Linked DNA regions of Homo sapiens: region 2 is linked to region 1. A link is a loop called in an ENCODE intact Hi-C map of the cell type or tissue named here. Cell type or tissue: gastrocnemius medialis. All regions are shown on one strand. Links, peaks and the distances in the headings refer to the core of each region. The heading gives the core; the rest is flanking DNA. Region 1 has its middle 33 kb from the start of MCM5. Region 2 overlaps RBFOX2 (RNA binding fox-1 homolog 2).

Evidence for each region. Peaks named below come from ENCODE experiments on the same cell type or tissue, not always from the same donor. Only the 100,000 strongest peaks of a DNase experiment are listed, where the experiment ranks them.
Region 2: it touches region 1 in a loop (2.8-fold over the local background); 2 of 110 quality-filtered maps call a loop at or near these places.

Annotation. Positions count from the first base shown.
Region 1 is chr22:35,428,767-35,437,771 of GRCh38, reverse strand. It overlaps a transcript of MCM5 not described here. Among named protein-coding and RNA genes, the nearest start is that of MCM5, 33 kb to the right of the region's middle. RefSeq lists an enhancer at 2,129-2,630. In gastrocnemius medialis, for the core only: a CTCF peak has its summit at 6,773 (motif pointing left); a DNase peak (open chromatin) is centred at 6,751; H3K27ac peaks cover 260 bases.
Region 2 is chr22:35,734,139-35,743,143 of GRCh38, reverse strand. It overlaps RBFOX2 (RNA binding fox-1 homolog 2), which reads left to right. Exons shown (of 14, transcript NM_001349999.2): 14 at 1-4,408. Among named protein-coding and RNA genes, the nearest start is that of APOL5, 21 kb to the right of the region's middle. In gastrocnemius medialis, for the core only: a CTCF peak has its summit at 3,304; a DNase peak (open chromatin) is centred at 3,313; H3K27ac peaks cover 1,844 bases.

The DNA.
Region 1 (9,005 bases), core at 5,651-8,150:
GGTGACTCTCACAATTGGTCAGATTTGGAGATAAGGGACTAAAAGGTCCCCAGGGCCTCAGTTGTGACACCCCGACTCATGGCTAGGTATGGCCCTTTCTGTAACCCGTCTTCTTTCCCTCTTTCATCTCCTCTCTGATAGTCAGGAACCTTTCAGTTACAAGGTCAGGAGCCCGACCCACCCTAACTGAAAGGAAATCTATTTGCAGACATACAAAGAAATTCACAAAGCAGAACTGCCTTCAGGCTTAGCTGGATCCAGGGGTTCAAAGATTCTCAAGGCTGTCATTCCATCTCTCAGCTGTTTCCTCAGTGTATCAGTTTCATTCCCACGTAGGCTCTGTCTACATGGCATGATGATGGCTGCTGGCCCACCCAACTCTTGTTATGCCACCCCACAATCCTGTAGAAAGTGAGAGAACCTCTCTCTTTTGGTGTCCATGAATCAAATCTCAAAGACTGATTGGCCCAGCCTGAGTCACCTGCCCACCAGGAGCCAATCCTTAGGCCAGGGGATGGGGCATTCTGATTGGCCAGTCCAGTCACATGACCAAAGAAACCCAGTATGTTCGGGGCACTGCCCATTCCCTAGGCCTAAGCCCTGGTCAATTCCCAGCCATGGGCACTTCCTGTAAGGGGGAGGGGAGGAGAGCCCAGCATCCTCCTGGGGCTGTTCTGCATGCAGGTGTCAACTGATCACCTGCCCAGAAGTCAGAAGTTTGTGGCTGTGTTCAGAGAAATTTCTGGAGGATCCAGGCCAATGGCCTCCTCATGTCCTCTGAAGGAGGTGGCCCTAGTGACGCGAGGCTGAGTCTTGGGACCCCTCTCCATCTGGCTTTGTGAAGTCACCCTTCCATCCTCATCTGCGAACTGACTCTCCCCCTGGCAAAGCTTGGGTTTCTAGGCCCACAGATAAACGTCTTTTCTACCCACCCCATAATCCCAAGGGCACTTTGCCAGCCCCTTCTCATTTGTTTGTGAAGGTCGGGTGGGGATATGATTACAGCCAGGCTGCCTTCCTAGGACAGGGTCCTGACCCAGAATGGCCTGTGGCCCTGCCCCAATGGGTTTGGACATGGGAAGGTGATGCAGGGGCAGAAAGCCAGGGCTGGGGAGAGCTGAGCAGCTCTGCACAAGAGTGAAGGGGGGAATTGAGGGGGAGAGGGCACGAAGCCAGGGAGATGGAAAAAGGCCAGAAGCCCCGGCCCATGAGATGTGCAGGGTGCAGTGGGCGCTGGCAAAGGAGTAGAAACAGCAGGGCCCCCTCATAGAAAACGTGAAGCCCCCAGGTGCCCCTTCTGCCCAGCTTTCAATAAAGCCTTGCACATAAGAGAGGGCTTTGGTGGAAACTGAGGAAGGGGCTGAACTCCAAGCCTGGATGCTGTCACATGTAACAGCGTGTGGAGGTAGTGGCGAGGCCTGGAAGCTGCGGAAGGTCAGAGAAGCAGGAGCATGAAGCCTCTGGGGCCCATGCGGTCTGTGGGTGGGGAGGCTGTTAAGAGCTGGATCCAGGCCGGGGAGGGCAGGGGTCCCAAACACCATCTTGGACCCATCGGGGCTAGCCATTTTCCCTCCATTTTCTTTTTTTCTTTTTTTTTTTTTTTTTTTGAGACTGAGTTTTGCTCTTGTTGCCCAGGCTGGAGTGCAGTGGTGCGATCTCAGTTCACAACCTCTGCTTCCCAGGTTCAAGCGATTCTCCTGCCTCAGCCTCCCGAGTAGCTGGGATTACAGGCATGCACCACCATGCCCAGCTAATTTTTGTATTGTTAGTAGAGATGGGGTTTCTCCATGTTGATCAGGCTGGTCTTGAACTCCCGACCTCAGGTGATCCGCCCGCCTCGGCCTCCCAAAGTGCTGGGATTACAGGCGTGAGCCACCGCGCCCGGCCATTTCCTTCCATTTTCATTCAACTGGGGGAAGCACAGCAAAAAATACCCTCTCCTTTTCCCTCTCAAGCAGACATGCCCGAGAGGTTGCCCAGCAGGCCTGCAGCAGATGCAGGACTAGAACCCAGGCCTCCGCCTCCAAGGCCAAGTTAGGGAGGCTGGCAGGGGGTGCCTACTGGGTCTCCCCCTCCCTCTGCCTGCCCCTCCTGGCCAGGGTTGTGTCCCACTCAGACCCACTGTGCCAAGGCTTCAGGCGACAAGCCCACAGGACAAAGGCTGCAGCAGGAAGACCCGGGAACAAAGCTGCTGCTGTGTAGACCAAGTTCAAAAATAAGCCAGACTCCCCGAGAGTCTGGTCACCATAGCAACGGGGGAGTTGTTCTGCAGAAGCCTCCTCACTGAAAGGCCCGGTGGCCACCACCTTCTTCCTCCCCTCCCTGAGGAATCAAGTCCCACCAGCACCAGGAGGAGCCTCTGGTGTCTTCACACATGCACATGCTGTCCCACCAAGTCCCCATCGAGGCCCCACCGCGGCCCTGAGAGACAGCCAGGGTCATTGTCACTCTGCACACTGGACCCCTGGGGTTCTGAGACAGAGGTCCTCACCAGGGTCACACACAGCTCAGGTCTGTCTGCCTCCAGGTCCAGCAATGCACAGCAAATTGGGAGGCCTGTATTCAAACTCCCATCTCTCTCCCTGCCTCCCAGCCTCCTCCTCATTCCTTTTTGTTTGTTTGAGATGGAGTCTTGCTCTGTCGCCCAGGCTGGAGTGTAGTGGTGCTATCCCAGCTCACTGCAACCTCCACCTCCCGGGTTCAAGCAATTCTCCTGCCTCAGCCTCCTGAGTAACTGGGACTACAGGCACCTGCCACCATACCCAGCTAATTTTTGTATTTTAGTAGAGATGGGGTTTTGCCACGTTGGCCAGGCTGGTCTTGAACTCCTGACCTCAAGTGATCCACCCACCTCGACCTTCCAAAGTGCTGGGATTACAGGCGTGAGCCACCGCGCCCTGCCTCCTCATTCCTCTGTGCCTCAGTTTCCCCCTCCCACCCAAAGCATTGTCGGGGTAAAGATGGGGACAGTTGTGCGTCCTTCCCAGGCTATTAGTGGTGAACAGGCATGATCACCCATGAGCAGGAACTGTGGGACTCTTGTCATAATCTCCTGTCCTCAGTGTTTCATTACAGCAGTGTCCCGTGTGGCATTCACTAATAGTTCCTCCTTGTGGGGTAAAGGTGTTGTCAGACAGGCTGTGGTAGGAATGCCCAAGCTTTCTCATCCCACTTCTGGAGATAGGCCCTTTCCCGCCTGGTCACAAAAGCAGGAAATGATCTGGACCTGACCAATTGATCTTGGCATCTCATCTCTCTGGCCACTGTGATTGGTCCAGGAGATAATGACTGGCCCAAGCACAGCCAATCAGAGAGCTCCCCTGGGACCGATAAATGGATACTGAGAGAAAAAAGCTCTTTCTTGGCAGAGAGGGTGGGGAGTTCAGGTTACTGACTTGGGACTTCCATGGGGCCTTGTCCCACACAGTGTGTAGAAGATGTATCATCAGGGTTCAGTGACAGACAACGGAATCCATTCCAGCTAGTAGGGAAAAAAAGGGCTTTTTTTTTTCAAGCATATTATTACTAAGTGTCTGAGCATCCAGGAAAGCTGCCTAAAACGCTGCTGAACTGGGCTAAGATGCCAGGGCTCCTGCCTCCATCAAGAAGCTGTGGAATTCAGAAGCCACCATTACAACTGCCAGCTCCAGCATTAGGCCTGCACTCTACCACCATCCACACAGCAAAATGGATGCTTGGATGCTCCATGCCCTGCCTCTCTCCCCACGAAACTCAGTTCCAAATTCTAGTCTTGTGCGTTTGCATTCAATGGCAGGATTTCCATGCCATCAGAAACACTAGCTGCAAGAGAGTCTGGAAATGTGGTTAAGTTTCCCAGCCTCTGCAGCACGGGAAGGGATGCCACATGGAATCCCTTGAGTCCATGGGATCTTGGGGCCATTTAGTGGCTGCCCCCGACAGGGCTTGAGGGGAAGGACCTCACCACAGGCTCCAGTCCCCGGCCCAGTGCCTCTGAGGAGGGATGGGGAGGGTGGGGTAGGGGAGAATATTTCCAGCCTGTTGCACCAAATGTGCCCAGCCCTGGGTCCTGCAGATGGAAAAGTAGAAATGAAGCCTTGCTTGGCTGCTTCCCCCTCTCCTGCAGGATCCACCCCCAAGAAGGGGCAGGACGACAGAGTGGGGATATGAGGACAGAAGAGCGACTTACATACACCAACAATGGCAACACGTGGCAACCAATGCCATTAGGCATTCCCAATGAAATGAGAGACCCCCCCAAGGTCCCCAAAGGCAACCTGGGTTAGGAGAGGAGCATTGGACTAAGAGCCGAGGGGTCTGAGTTCTGACCCAGGGGAAGCCCCTAACAGACTGTTTGTGAGCATGCCACATGCCCTCTCTGAGCTGTGGTCAGAGAGGTTGCAGTCAGGGCTGTGATCTCATCTGAAGGCTGGATGGTGGTGTTAAAGATGGTGATGTTATACATGGTCTCATCTATAACATGGATGGTGACTTGATACTGCCTGGATCCTCTGGGGCTCCAAGGGTTGAAGTTCTATCATGCAAAGGGAATCAAGGGGCCAGGCCCAGTGGCTCATACCTATAGTCTCAACACTTAGGAGGTGGAGGCAGGAAGATCACTTTGAGCCCTCAAGCTTGAGGCTAGCCTGGGCAATATAGCAAGACCCTGTCTCTACAAGAAAATTAAGAAATAAGCCAGACATGGTGGTGCATGCCTGTAGTCCCAGCTACTCCAGGAGCTGAGGTGAGAGGATCCCTTGAGCCCACAAGGTTGAGGGTGCAATGGGCCATGACTGCACTACTGCACTCCAGCCTGAGCAACATTGTGAGACCCTGTCTCAAAAAACAAAGAGGATCAAGGATGATGGGACAGAGACAACCTAGGGGGTTCACCTGGGCTCCACCATCTGCCCCCGAGACACCTGCCCCCAGCAACTTTTACCCTCCCAGCTCTCCTGAGTGCCTGATTTCCTGGTCTCCCTCTAGGACCTCCCATCTCTAGCCTCACACAGCGCTGCCTGGCCCCAATCCCCAACCCCCTCCACTCTCCTCCAGCCTCTCACCCACCACCCCCCCGCACACACACACACAGAGCCAGATGAGGCTGGACCAGGCTGGAGTTGCCGAAGGGGCTGAGCAGATGGCCAGGGCCAGGGACTAGATAGTGACTGGGAATTATTCACCTGACTACATGGGCTGGTGTTAAGAGTCTGGGCCCTTGCTTTCCTCCCCAAGGAAGTTGGAGGAGATACTTCCAGACTCCACGCAGCAGCTCTCTGGTGCTTCTCCTCCCTGCTCTGCTCTACTGACAAGGAGCACGTTCTGTGTGGGGGCCGTGAACAGAACCGTCACACAGTACTTGAGCTCCCAGGGTGAGGCGCTTATGTAACTGATGCCTGCCTGCCACCTGTACTCCCCGCTAGACCCCCTGGCTTCATCTCAAAGCACAAGGCCACCCCGGTACCCACACACCAGGCCTCCATGGGGTCCCATCTCTTGAAATATCACAGAGCACTTGTTCTTTCTCACAAGGCTCTTCATGCTGGCGCTGACGTTCTTTCTGGATCTTTCTCCCCCAAGCAGGAAGAAACATGCTTTGTTCTCTGTATTCCCAGTGTCCCGGAAACCTGTGAATGCTTGGTAAATTTAGCTGAATGAACTAAAAGTATCAATAATAATAGAAACCCATAGAGAATGTAACAGGCACTAGTCTAAGAGCTCTGCATACATTCATGCATTTAATGCTCACCTCGCCCTTTATTGTAGGTACGGTCATTATCTCCATGACACAAACGGATGAATCAACAAATGCCACCACGTTCCTTCTGGGGAAAGGCACTGACCCGACAGATCAGGCCCATCACCAGGCATAAAGTGAGAGGGTGCCATGCTGAGTGTCCTCTATTATACCACCAGAAGCAGGCAGGGTGTTTCTGGAAGGAGGGCCCCCTGGAGGAGGAGAGGCACAGAGGGAACTGAAGTCTGGGTCGCTGGAGAAAACAGCCCCTTCAACTCTAAAGGAGTAGCTGGGCCTGAAGCTGGGGGGTTCCAGGAGCCAAGATCCTCAAACTCACCCATGAGTTTGAGTTTGACAGGGATGGCAGTGGGAACCTTAGGGCTGCGTGCTAGAAGCTGATGGGTTCCAGAGACCGAGTCACCCAGAAATCCCATCTAATTCTAAGATTTGATGAGTCCTATATCAGGAGGAGACAAGACCCGAGAAACTATCACTGTGGTCACCTCCAGGGTGGCTGGGGACGGTCAGAGAGAAGGGGGACTGGTTTTACTTTTGTCTTTTCACCCATGCGCTACCCATACAAAAAATAATACACGTGTATATTTGAACTGAATATTTCTAAGAGTCTAGCCTTCTAAGCCTCCAAGATTATTACAATCATTCTGAGATCCAGACTGATTCTCAGAGACTGCTGGCAAAGATTCGGGGGTTGGGCATCCGTGGGTTTGGACCCCGGCTCCGTGCATTTCTGTGCCTCAGTTTCCTGGTGTGTAACCCAGGACGAGGATACCCACTTCCGCTGGAGCATGATAACGATAACTCAGGCATCCCCCAGGATCTGTCACGCAGCAGAGCCTTTGTCCAAACAAAGCCAGTGGTGAATGCCCAGAACCAGAGGATCCTCCAGGCAGCGTCTGGGCTGCTGAGTCTGAGCCAGGGAGTTTCCAGATTCCCAGGGTAGGAGGCCGGGAAGTCCCTGGGAGCGCCTGGAGAGCTGGCCCTGCAGGCCAGGCCGGGTGGGTGCGGGAGGCTGCAGCCCCGGGCCTGGTGCTCTGGCGCCCCCTCATGGACACTGTTCTCCTCGCACCCCTGGGACAGCTGGAGAGGAGTGCCCTCATTCATCAAAAAAATTCTCCTGATTATTCAGGGTTATTTTTTTTAAAAAGACCAAAGCTAGAGACAAGGTAAGAGTCCCCACTGGTCCTTCTGTGTCCTGCATGGAAATACGACTGAAAAAAAAAAAAAAGGCTGGGTACAGTGGCTCACGCCTGTAATCCCAGGACTTTGGGAGGCCGAGGCAGGTGGATCAGGAGGTCAGGAGTTCCAGACCAGACTGGCTAGCATGGTGAAACCCCATCTCTACTAAAAATACAAAACAAAACAAAATTAGCCAGGCATGGTGGCACGCGCCTGTAGTCCCAGCTACTCGGGAGGCTGAGGCAGAAGAATTGCTTGAAACTGGCAGGCGGAGGTTGCAGTGAGCTGAGGTCGCACCACTGCACACTCTAGCCTGGGCGACAGAGCGAGACTCCATCTCAAAAAAAAAAAAAAAAGTCCCCACTGGCTGGTTTTGGGGCTCCAGGCCCAAAACACAGCATTAAGTGTTCAGAAGCTTTTGACACCTTTTGAGACACATAATGATTAACTACAGGCACTCCTGCCCAGCGGGCACCAGGTGCCCACTTCCTGGCAAAGCTCTTGTTATTTCACTGTATCTTCCTATACTCTCACTATACTCAGCCCACACTATTATCAATCCTCTTAACATCTGGGGGAACAGAGACCCAGGAAGATAAACTGAACTCAGGGCACACAGCTGGAAGTGGTGGCATTAGGTGTCACACTCAGGCCATGGACTCCGTCACCCTGTGTAAGGAGCAGTAATTTTCTCTCCCATTCTCTGCAGGCCCCTGAAAGGTACCATGCTCAATACCAGTGAACGCTGTTCAGCCCAACCTGACCACAACTCTTCCAGATGGGCTTTTATTCCCCCCATTTTTAGGGTGACCAACGGGTGTGCCTAGGGCTGAAGGGGCTCCTGGGATGCAAGACTTTCGGTGTTAACACCAGAAAAGCCCGACCCATTTTACAGACACGGAAACTGAGATTTGGAGAGGGTAATATATTCCACAGCTATTGAGCATGGAGCCCAGAAGTCTTGCTCTAGAATGAGGCCTACTGGCTGAGAAGCACTAGGCTGAGCTGGTTCTCTAAGGAAGAACAAAAAATGGCTGGGCACGGTGGCACAGGCCTGCACTTTTTGAGGCTGAGGTGGGCGGATCACCTGAGGCCAGGAGTTTGACACCAGCCTAGCCAACATGGTGAAACCCCATCTCTACTAAAAATACAAAAATTAGCCAGCTACAGTGGCGCGCGCCTGTAGTCCCAGCTACTCGGGAGCCTGGGGCAGGAGAATTGCTTGAACCAGGAGGTGGAGGTTGCAGTGAGCCAAGAGAGCAAGCCACTGCACTCCAGCCTGGGTGACAGAGCAAGACTCCATCTTAAAAAAAAAAGGAAGAACAAAAAACAAGGGCAGGAGGGGTGAGGAGGAATGGCAGGAGAGAATTCTAGAATCTCAGAGCCCGGAACAATCAATCTTGAAATCTTGAAGGCAATAATATCTCCTAAGAAGACGACCCTTGGTGGCTCACCCAGATCCTTCACTTCTGCCTCTGAGACATTGAGTCATTTCCTCAAAGTCTTGTAGCCTCAATTTCTCATCTGTAATTTGGAGATAATAACCTTAGGACCTAGCATTTCAAAAAGATTTGGCCGGGCACGGTGGCTCATGCCTATAATCCCAGAACTTTGGGAGGCCGAGGCAGGTGGATCACCTGAGGTCAGGAGATCAAGACCAGCCTGGCCAACATGGTGAAATCTTGTCTCTACTAAAAATACAAAAATTAGCCAAGCATGGTGGCAGGCACCTGTAATCCCAGCTACTTGGGAGGCTGAGGCAGGAGAATTGCTTGAACCTGGGAGGCGGAGGTTGCAGGGAGCTGAGATCATGATACTACACTCCAGCCTGGGAACAGAGCAAAATTCCGCCTCAAAAAAGAAAAAAAAAAAAAAAAAAAAAAAAAAAGGTCAAAGAAAAGAACTGGGAATACTGGCATGCGCCTGTAGTCCCAGCTACTTGGGAGGTCGAGGCAGTAGGATCGCTTGAGGTCAGGAGTTCAAGGCTGTAGTGCACTGTGACTATGCCTGTGAATAACCAGAGCTGGAGGATTCCAGACCAGACAATACAGAGAAACCCTGTCTCTAAAACAACTAGTAAGTATGAAATAGG
Region 2 (9,005 bases), core at 2,191-4,690, 310 kb before region 1:
AAGTACAAAGTTTAAAAAATAGAATAAAGAATCTGCTGGGGAAAGATAGAGTACCAGGTCCTAGGTCAGTAGTCCCTGGAAGTTTTGGTGATGAGGACATGGAAGGGCAGGCAGAGGCACTTTGTACTTGCTCCAAAGCCATAGGAATTTTCATCTTCCAGAGCCTTTATGAGTCACTTCTCTATCCACAGTCTTGAGCCTGTGGCTATCCCGCTGAGCTTCTCACTGTCCTCCAAAAACACCCCGCTGAGCACCCGGACCACTTTGTACACATTAACACTACAGGACATAAAATGCAGAGGCCCTGAGATTGCTGCCCTCCCATATTGGAAGGAGGGTCTGCGATGGCAAGGGTCTTCTATATCACCAGAAAGAGTCGCGCAGTGAGTCACTGCCGTTGCCATCTGGCTGTAATTTTCTATGTTATCAAGGTAGGAGGGAGTGTTTCTCTTCTAGCTGTTAGATAGAACTGATAAAAGCAAGTGTCCTACAGCATTTCCCAAATGAAGGCATTAGGAAATAGAAAAGCACGGTCTTTTTGGCTCCCTGGTCTAGTCACATTGGTACTAGGGTGACCTTTCACCCAAGGGACAGCTGCTAAAGGGAGTAATTCAGAGACATGGAGCTTCTGGTTATGGGTTTGTTTTGGGTTTGTTTTTAACTCCTGCCTCCACACATGTTCTTGACTGATAACTGACTCATGTCCCTGAATTAAAATGACTGACCTATGACAGCATCAAGCATTCTTTGTAAGCAGAGTGATATATCTGAGAGGGCGTTGACCTGTTGTGTAGAATACATATCCTTTCCCCCTTCAGAATCCTGTCTCGCCTCGTAACTGGGAGAGAGGCTGTGCCTGAAACTAGGGGCGATGTCAAGGAAGCTAGAGGCCTCGATGCAATTATTACTGACTCTGGGGAGGAAGACAGAGAATAAGGGGACACCAACTGCCCAGTCCACTGGCCATTTTTAAGGGTCCCCCCACCCCAAGCCAAAGTTTGGTTTGTTGCTGTTAAGACAATTTTTGTTGTATGTATATAAATATTTTAGTTAGAGGAGCGGGGAATGGGATGCGGGCTTTCACAGTTCTAGGGAATGGGGGCAGGGAGGATTTTGCTTTTGCTTTTGCTTTGAGGGAGAACTTTAGCTGACTAAAAAAACAGAAGTTTGGGGTCATGATCACAAAGGGGCCATTCCCAAAAGATGGCAAGCCACGTATTCAGTGGAGACTAGGCCAAATTCTAAATGGTTTTATCCATAGCAGGGGAGAATAGGAGAATGAGTTTAAGAGTTTTTCTCTTCTTTTTTCCTAGAAAGAGGTAAGGATAATGGGAAAGGTAGAGAAGGCGGCTCCCACAGACCTTTTAAGAGAGGCAGAATCTTGAGCTTGAGGCACCTTGAGTGCATCTCAGTTCAGCTGGTTCTGGCTGAGGCCTCCAAAGGCAAGCTCTGTGCTTTCCAGTGGTTTCTGCTGCATTTCCAGGGATGGTGTTTAACACCGCTTCCTCCAGCTCCCTTTTCTAAGAAAGAATAAATGGAGTTCTGCTTTTTATGAAAGGGTCTTTGGTTTTCAGTGTCAACACTGAGAATTGGGGCTCTTGCAAGCATCTGGATTTCACAGTATCAACCTCCCCGTCACCTTTTGAACTTTGAGACTCCGTACGGTCAACTTCACCAGAGGCAGGTTGCTCGAAGCAGCACTGCTTGTCTGTTCCTGACTCTGGTTCTCACTGTATTAAAAAAGAGAGTCAGAGGAGTCTGGCATTTCGTGAGTTTGTTAGAGGATGCTGGCTGATAATTCCAGAAAACTTACTGATGCTAAATCACAGTACATGCATGATTCTTTTTCAGCTTTACTATAGTTCATGACCTGGACTTTCTGTACTCTTGGAAGCTGGGCTCCTTAAAGGAGGCCTCTAGTGAACACCTTTATCTCCATGTCCCTCTTAGAGCCCAGAGAGCTGCCCATAGGCATTTTCCAGAATTCCTCATGTCACCTAGTTCAATTTCCATTAACTCAGATCAGCCATTGTGATTCACCATTTGTCAGGCTCTCAGGTTTAACAAAACCTACTATCACCATCATCCTTCAACAGCCACAGTCTGAATTGAGCCAACATTTTTTTTTCTTTGAGAAAGAAGTGGACTGGGGCACAACTTTTAGTCTGAGGGGAGCTAGTGGAAATCTAGACAATAGAAGTCATCGATAGCAGCTTTTCCTCAAATGTGTGACTCCTCAGGGGCTAAACTGCTCTTAGCTTAGAATTATGCTTTACTAGAGATCTAGCAGATAAGTGGGTTAATCACTACCATCCTGTAACTAGTTATATAGCTTCCAGACATGAGGGAGACATCAAACAGGGATGGAAGCAACCCCAAGGATATGCAAGAAGGGCATGATGAACCCCCTTCCCTCTGGCAGGAGAACAAGGCCAACCAAGGGACAGACTGGAAAGCACTTAGATGTTTAAGGAGGAGAAAGGGGAAGCTTTGACCAGTCCTTGCCTTTTGCCAAGTTCAGCCAGTTCTCCGCTGCTTGCAACCTCTAGCGCAGTAACATTTGCAGAATTGCAGATTTTCCCCCAGATACTAGGAGGAAAGGGACTTTGGGGGGTGGGGAAGGGGTCGTGGTGTTTTAAAAGCATAAGTTACCTGTTTGCACTGTTTTAAGATAGGAAAAAAAAATAGTGGGCAAGGTGAACATCAGACGTAAATTTGTGTGTTTTTATTTTGTCATGCTCTTGAAAATGTTTGACCATTTGTAGTATACACAGTGAAACTTGATTCTCTGTTGCATAAAACACTATATTTTTTTGGAAATGTTACTGTCCAAAAGCCTCTTCCCTCCCTTTCCTTTTCCTATGTACTTCCTTCATACTTGCTTTACTGATCAGCCAGGCAATAGCCATCCAAGAGCTAGAGCATGAAACAGGGCCCTTTCCAAGTAGGCTCTGGGTGTCCTAAGCCAGCGTGTGCCCTCTGGTTTAGTGAGTGTAATAGAGTCCCTGGCACCTTTCTTTGCAAATGAGGCTAACAGACCAGACTGCAGCAAGTTATCAGATTCCTCAATCAGATGCACTAGGAGTGAGGAGCCCAGGGATGGAGGGGGTTCCTGAAGTATTGCAGTTGGCTGTAGTAGCTGAGTTCTTTTCCATGTTACCGAAACTGTAGCCAGTTACAGTTTACTCAGGAAAACGGTAGATCAATTCAGCCATGGTAGTGCTGGTTGGCAGGGATTGGTAACGGAGAGAACTGCTCATCAGCCAAAACTCAAGCCTTGCCTTTTAGGAGGCCACCAGCAGAGGGACTTGGTCCTCCTTGTCTGGTACTTGTGTACATGCCGGTGACCTGAGGACTCCACTCACACTGGCGAGCAAAAAGGGAGCAGTGATTCTCTTTTCTCTCCCCACCCCCTGCCCTTTGTTACCAACACCAGTTTCCCAGGGGGTACATGAGTTTCTGAATTTTTAAAAAATGTTTTTGGTTTGGTTTTTCTGGGGACTGATAAGTGCTTTAAGCAATGTCCATACCCCGTCAAGACTCCCAGCTTAGTCATTTTCTTGTATTTTTCTGTTCACAGTATTTGTGTGTGTGCTTGTTTTGGCAGCTCATTTTGGCTGTATTATATATTGAGTGATGAATTGATCCTCTTTTTTCCCTAAGGGATATGAATTGTTTTTCTTGTGTTATATTCTGCTTGTGAATAGCTGGAGCAAACCTGGGGCTGACACGCGTAAGCTAGGGCTGCAAAGCGAGAAGAGAGCCGGTGGAGTGTACTTGTCCCTGACAGGCTGACCTACCTGAGTCTCTGAGCTTTTCAGTCCAAATCTTTGCAAGGCTCAAAATGCCACAGAACCTCTCCTCTTCTCCCCACTCCCCATGGCAGGGACCGGACCATCCCTACATGCAACATGCTGTTCCTCCAGCCCCTCCCATTGCCATGGCAAAACAGGTACCTTTGGGGCATGGGGGCATTACATGGGATGCTTGTGTAATCGACCACCTAGCCTTCTCTCTCCCCTCCCGTCCTCCCCCAGAATCACTTCCTAGGACACCCGAGCTGCTTGCCCAGGGTCCTGTTTCCCTGCTAACTCCAGAGAAGCATCCCAGGGCTTTGTGACAGTCTCTAATTCCCTTCCCTTCTCGTTAAGAATCATATTGTATAGTAGCTTTCAGACCATACAGTATTCATTGGGTTACTCCTATTATTATCAAGTAGCTGGAATTGTGAAGGTCGGAGTAGTTAGATCTTTAGCTTTTATTCCTTATTTTTTTGTATTACTCTCCATGTGTATAAATTATTGATCATGTTGCTGGCTTTTATAAACTCTAAGCGAAGGAGGAGCACTGCCTCAGCCTTTGCACATGGTAATGAAGCACTGTTTTTAAATAAAAGAGAGAAACACCATTCTTTGGGCTGTGTGTATTAATCCTCGTTCCCTGTTGCCTCTGCCTGAGGCTCCAAAGATACCACTTGGATTTGACTTTTTAAGCGGGGGGCGGGGGGGACAAGAAGGAAAAGTGCCAGGCGTTCTAAGGTGAGACGTTCTAAATGGTGATGAGAAGCCAGAAGGTAAGCGTGTGTCAGCTGCTCTCAGCTTCCCCAGCTGTGAACTCCAGTCTGTCCAAAAGCTGCTTCTGAAATCTTTCAGCTTCACTTCTTCACCGTCCACCCTCCCCTAGATTCAACTGCTGCCTTTACTGTACCACAGACACTGTCCTTGCCAGGGGCTGTGGCCCCACTTGACCTTATCAAAGTGTTATTTCCCTGCCTTGCCTCCTCTGTCCCTGCTGCCCCTGGCTCTCCGGCTGCCACCCAGGCTCCTTCACTTTTTGTTCAGCCATAGAAAATATGTCCTGCCTAGCCCTTTCCTCCCTGTTTCTTTTCTTTTTTTCCCCTTGAGACAGGGTCTCACTGTGTCGCCCAGGCTGGAGTGCAGTGGTGTGATCAAGGCTCACTGTAGCCTCAAACTCCTGGGCTCAAGTGATCCTCCCACCTCAGCCTCCCGAGAAGCTGGAACTACAGGTGCACGCCACCACACCCGGCAACATTTTTTGTAGAGATGGGGCTACACTGTGTTGCCCAGGCTGGTCTCGAACTCCTGGCCTCAAGTGATCCTCCCACCTCAGCCTCCCAAAGTGCTGGCATTACAGGCATGAGCCAGCACACCTGGCCTCTTTTCTTTCTTACCTGTGCTGAAACCCATCCCTTGCTGCATTTGTTTCGTTTCTCAGCCAATAATTCCCAAATCTCTGAAATTCTCCATAATCCATAAATCTCTAACTCCCTTCACTTCACCATATGAGATCATCATGCTTCCTATTTCACAGAATATGGAGGTTGTCAGACATAGTCTCCCTGAATGAAGTTTCCCTACCAGATCTACAAGCCTACTTGAATTCCACACAGGGTGTCTTTCCCCTTCTCTCTCGTTCTATTAGAGGCATTCTTCACATCACCGTGAACCCCACACCTGTGCTCTGCATCCCAGCCTTTCCCACCTGCTCGGTGCTTTGCTTCAGTTTCCTCCCTTGCCTGGTTTGCCTCTTCCTCTCAATAGTCCCTTTGGCACTTAAGCGTGCTTAGATCTTAAGTTAAAAAAAAAATTGGAAAATCTCAAGTTATTCCTTGTACTCTTTTTTTTTTTTTTTTTTTTTTTTTTTTTTGAGACAGGGTCTCACTCTGTTGCCCAGGCTGCAGTGCAGTGGTGCTATCTCGACTCACTGCAACCTCTGCCTCCCAGGTTCAAGCAATTCTCTTTCGTCAGCCTCGTGAGTAGCCGGGATTATAGGAATGCACCACCAAGCCTGGCTAATTTTTGTATTTTTGGTAGAGACGGAGTTTCACCATGTTGGTCAGGCTGGTCTCAAACTCTTGACCTCAAAGATTCACCCGCCTCGGCCTCCCAAAGTGCTAGAATTATAGGTGTGAGCCACCACACCTGGCCCTAAGTTGTTTCTTTTGTGGCAAACTTCTGGAATAAGTTTCTACCGGCTGACTCCAATTACTTGATCTTCACCCTGTGGCTGCCTGCCTTCTACCTCCAGTACCTGGAAGCAGCCCCTGAGGATGACAGTGAACGGATGCTCCTCTGTTCACCTGCTTGACTGCTGAGTGTTCCCAAGGCTGCTTCCCTTGTGTGTTGGACTGTGACAGGCCAAAGTGAGCGAGTACCTCACCACCACCACCCACTCCAAGCTGGCACGTCCTTGCCCGGCCTCGTCTTATCTCCTAAACTGGTCTCCTTGCCTCCACCTTTTCTCCGACAGCTCTCCATCGCCGAAGTTTGTTCTCTCGACAGCCTGTTCAATCGGATTGTGACGTGCTTTTGTGCAAACTTCTTTGGCTTCCCATCCCGTAGCCAGTTCCAAGTCCTTATTTTGGTCTACAAGGCCCTGTACAATGTGCTCCCCTGGTAGTTTATTTGGTGTCTGTCTTTCTGTACTAAAATGCAGGCACCTGGAGGTCAAAGACTTTGTTCTGTTGGCTGCTGTATCTCCATTTGCCTGGTGCATTGTAAGCATTCAGTACCTATTTGTTGAATTACTGCTTTCCATTTTGGATGTAAATGATGCACTTTTCAGCCCTGCCTTCCTCCACATTGCCACCCCTAGTAACAACAGTGGACATGAGTGTGGAGCGCTGTTGGTGGCACTTGCCCATTTTCACTCCTTTCATCTTCCCAGCAGCTCTGTGAGGCGGGTGCCCCCTGAGGCACTTCTGTCTGCAGCTCCTGCTCCTGCCTTCCTGCTGGGTTTGACAAGCATGCAAAACCTGGATTGCCCCTTCCCCAGGCCATTTCTGGGGGTTGTGTTTGCAGCAAGAAAACTTGTATCCCCTCAGGACAAACAGCAAGCTTGCTTACTACCTGTTATAAAAGAGGTGGATCCCCTAAGCTCAGTGCTCCTCAGCTGCAGCGCAAACCTACTACCTGCGCCACATCTATCCAGGCCTGTGGGACTCGGGGGCTCATGGAACTGTTCCATATGCTGGTGCTCATGCTGCCTGCTGCACTGTGAGTAATAAAGTCCTTTGCCTCTCACCGAGTCGTGTGTCTTCCACCAATATCCGTGAAACAATAACAGGCTAATGCATCAGCTTCTAAGGAAGGAGAAATCAAAGCCTATACCTGACAGTATTGTTATTCCTCTGTTAAAAGATGAAGCTGGACGCATAGAGAGATTAACTAACTTTCTCAAAGTCACATAAGTAGGAAGTTGCAGAACCAGGATCCAAACCCAGGCAGTTGCTCCCAAGTGTATGCCTTTAACCTCTGACTGCTAGTGTTTCTAAGTGCTGCTCTTGTGGAAACCCCACAGAAATCAGAGCCAGCACTGCACTCCTGTCTCTGGCTGCCTCTCTGCCTCTTGTAGGCTCCTCTTCCTCCAGCTCTCTTTTAAATCTTGTTATTCCTCTAGGGCTCAGTTGTAGGCCAACTTCTTCCCATACTCCACTGAAAAGATCACTGTTGAGACCCATTTCTGCCTGTAAGCTAATGACTCTTAAATCCAAACTGGAGTTCATAAAGCTTTCCTAGAGTCTAGACTCACGTCCAGCTGCAGCCCCACAGGCTTCTAAAATTCAATATGCTTGAAATAAACCCTTTTTCTACTCAAAACCTATGTTCCTGTCTAGTCCATTTGAGCTGATAACAAAATACCATAAACTGAGTAATTTTTAAATAACAGAAGCTGGCCAGACGCAGTGGCTCACGCCTGTAATCCCAGCACTTTGGGAGGTGAGGTGGGGGTGGATCTCCTGAGGTCAGGAGTTCAAGACCAGCCTGGCCAACATAGTGAAACCCTGTTTCTACTAAAAATACAAAAATTAGCTGGGCATGGTGGAATGCTTTCTGAGCCTGGATCCGCGGGTCTCGCACAGTTTCACACAGGTGGAATGCTTTCTGAGCCTGGATCCGCGGGTCTCGCACAGTTTCACACAGGTGGAATGCTTTCTGAGCCTGGATCCGCGGGTCTCGCACAGTTTCAGACAGGTGGAATGCTTTCTGAGCCTGGATCCGTGGGTCTCGCACAGTTTCAGACAGGTGGAATGCTTTCTGAGCCTGGATCCGTGGGTCTCGCACAGTTTCACACAGGTGGAATGCTTTCTGAGCCTGGATCCGTGGGTCTTGCACAGTTTCACACAGGTGGAATGTTTTCTGAGCCTGGATCCACGGGTCTTGCACAGTTTCACACAGGTGGCAAGTTTTCTGAGCCTGGATCCGTGGGTCTTGCACAGTTTCACACAGGTGGAATGTTTTCTGAGCCTGGATCCACGGGTCTTGCACAGTTTCACACAGGTGGCAAGTTTTCTGAGCCTGGATCCGTGGGTCTTGCACAGTTTCACACAGGTGGAATGTTTTCTGAGCCTGGATCCACGGGTAAGCCGATGAGTAGTGCAGAGAGAACTGGTCTGCGGGAGGAGAAAGAGGCCAGGTGGAAAGTGAGGCAGTGAGCTCTGTGGGGAGGGACAGGGTAGACTGCCCAGCGCCAGGCCTCTCTTGAGGTCAGCACTGAACCTACCTCCAACCTTTCACCTTACTCGCTTGAGGGCTGCCTGGCCCTGTGACAGAAAGGAGGCAAGTGTGCAAAGTGCTCTCACAGAAACACCATCGCCCCCTGGTTCCTTCTAGGTTCGGAAATTGGTTTCCCGGCTCACAGACAGCAATTTCTCATTTTGAAAGCCAGAATTCTAGATACTCAAAAGTTGCTTGTCTTGAATGCTTTGGACCAGGGGTCAACCCGCTGTTTCTGAATGTCACCAGATGGTAAATATTTTAGGTTGCACAGGCCTTTCGGTCTCTGTCACAGCTTCTCAACTTGGCCACTGTAGCACAAAAGCAGCTGCAGACAATCAGTGGAGGACCTGGTAATCTTCCAATAAAACTTTAAGAAACAGGTGGTAGGCCTGGTTTGGCCCACGCACTGCTGACCCTTGCCTTACACAAATCTGGGAGAATTTGGATCAATGCTTGTGAAAAATCCCTGCCAAGTGCAGACTGAAT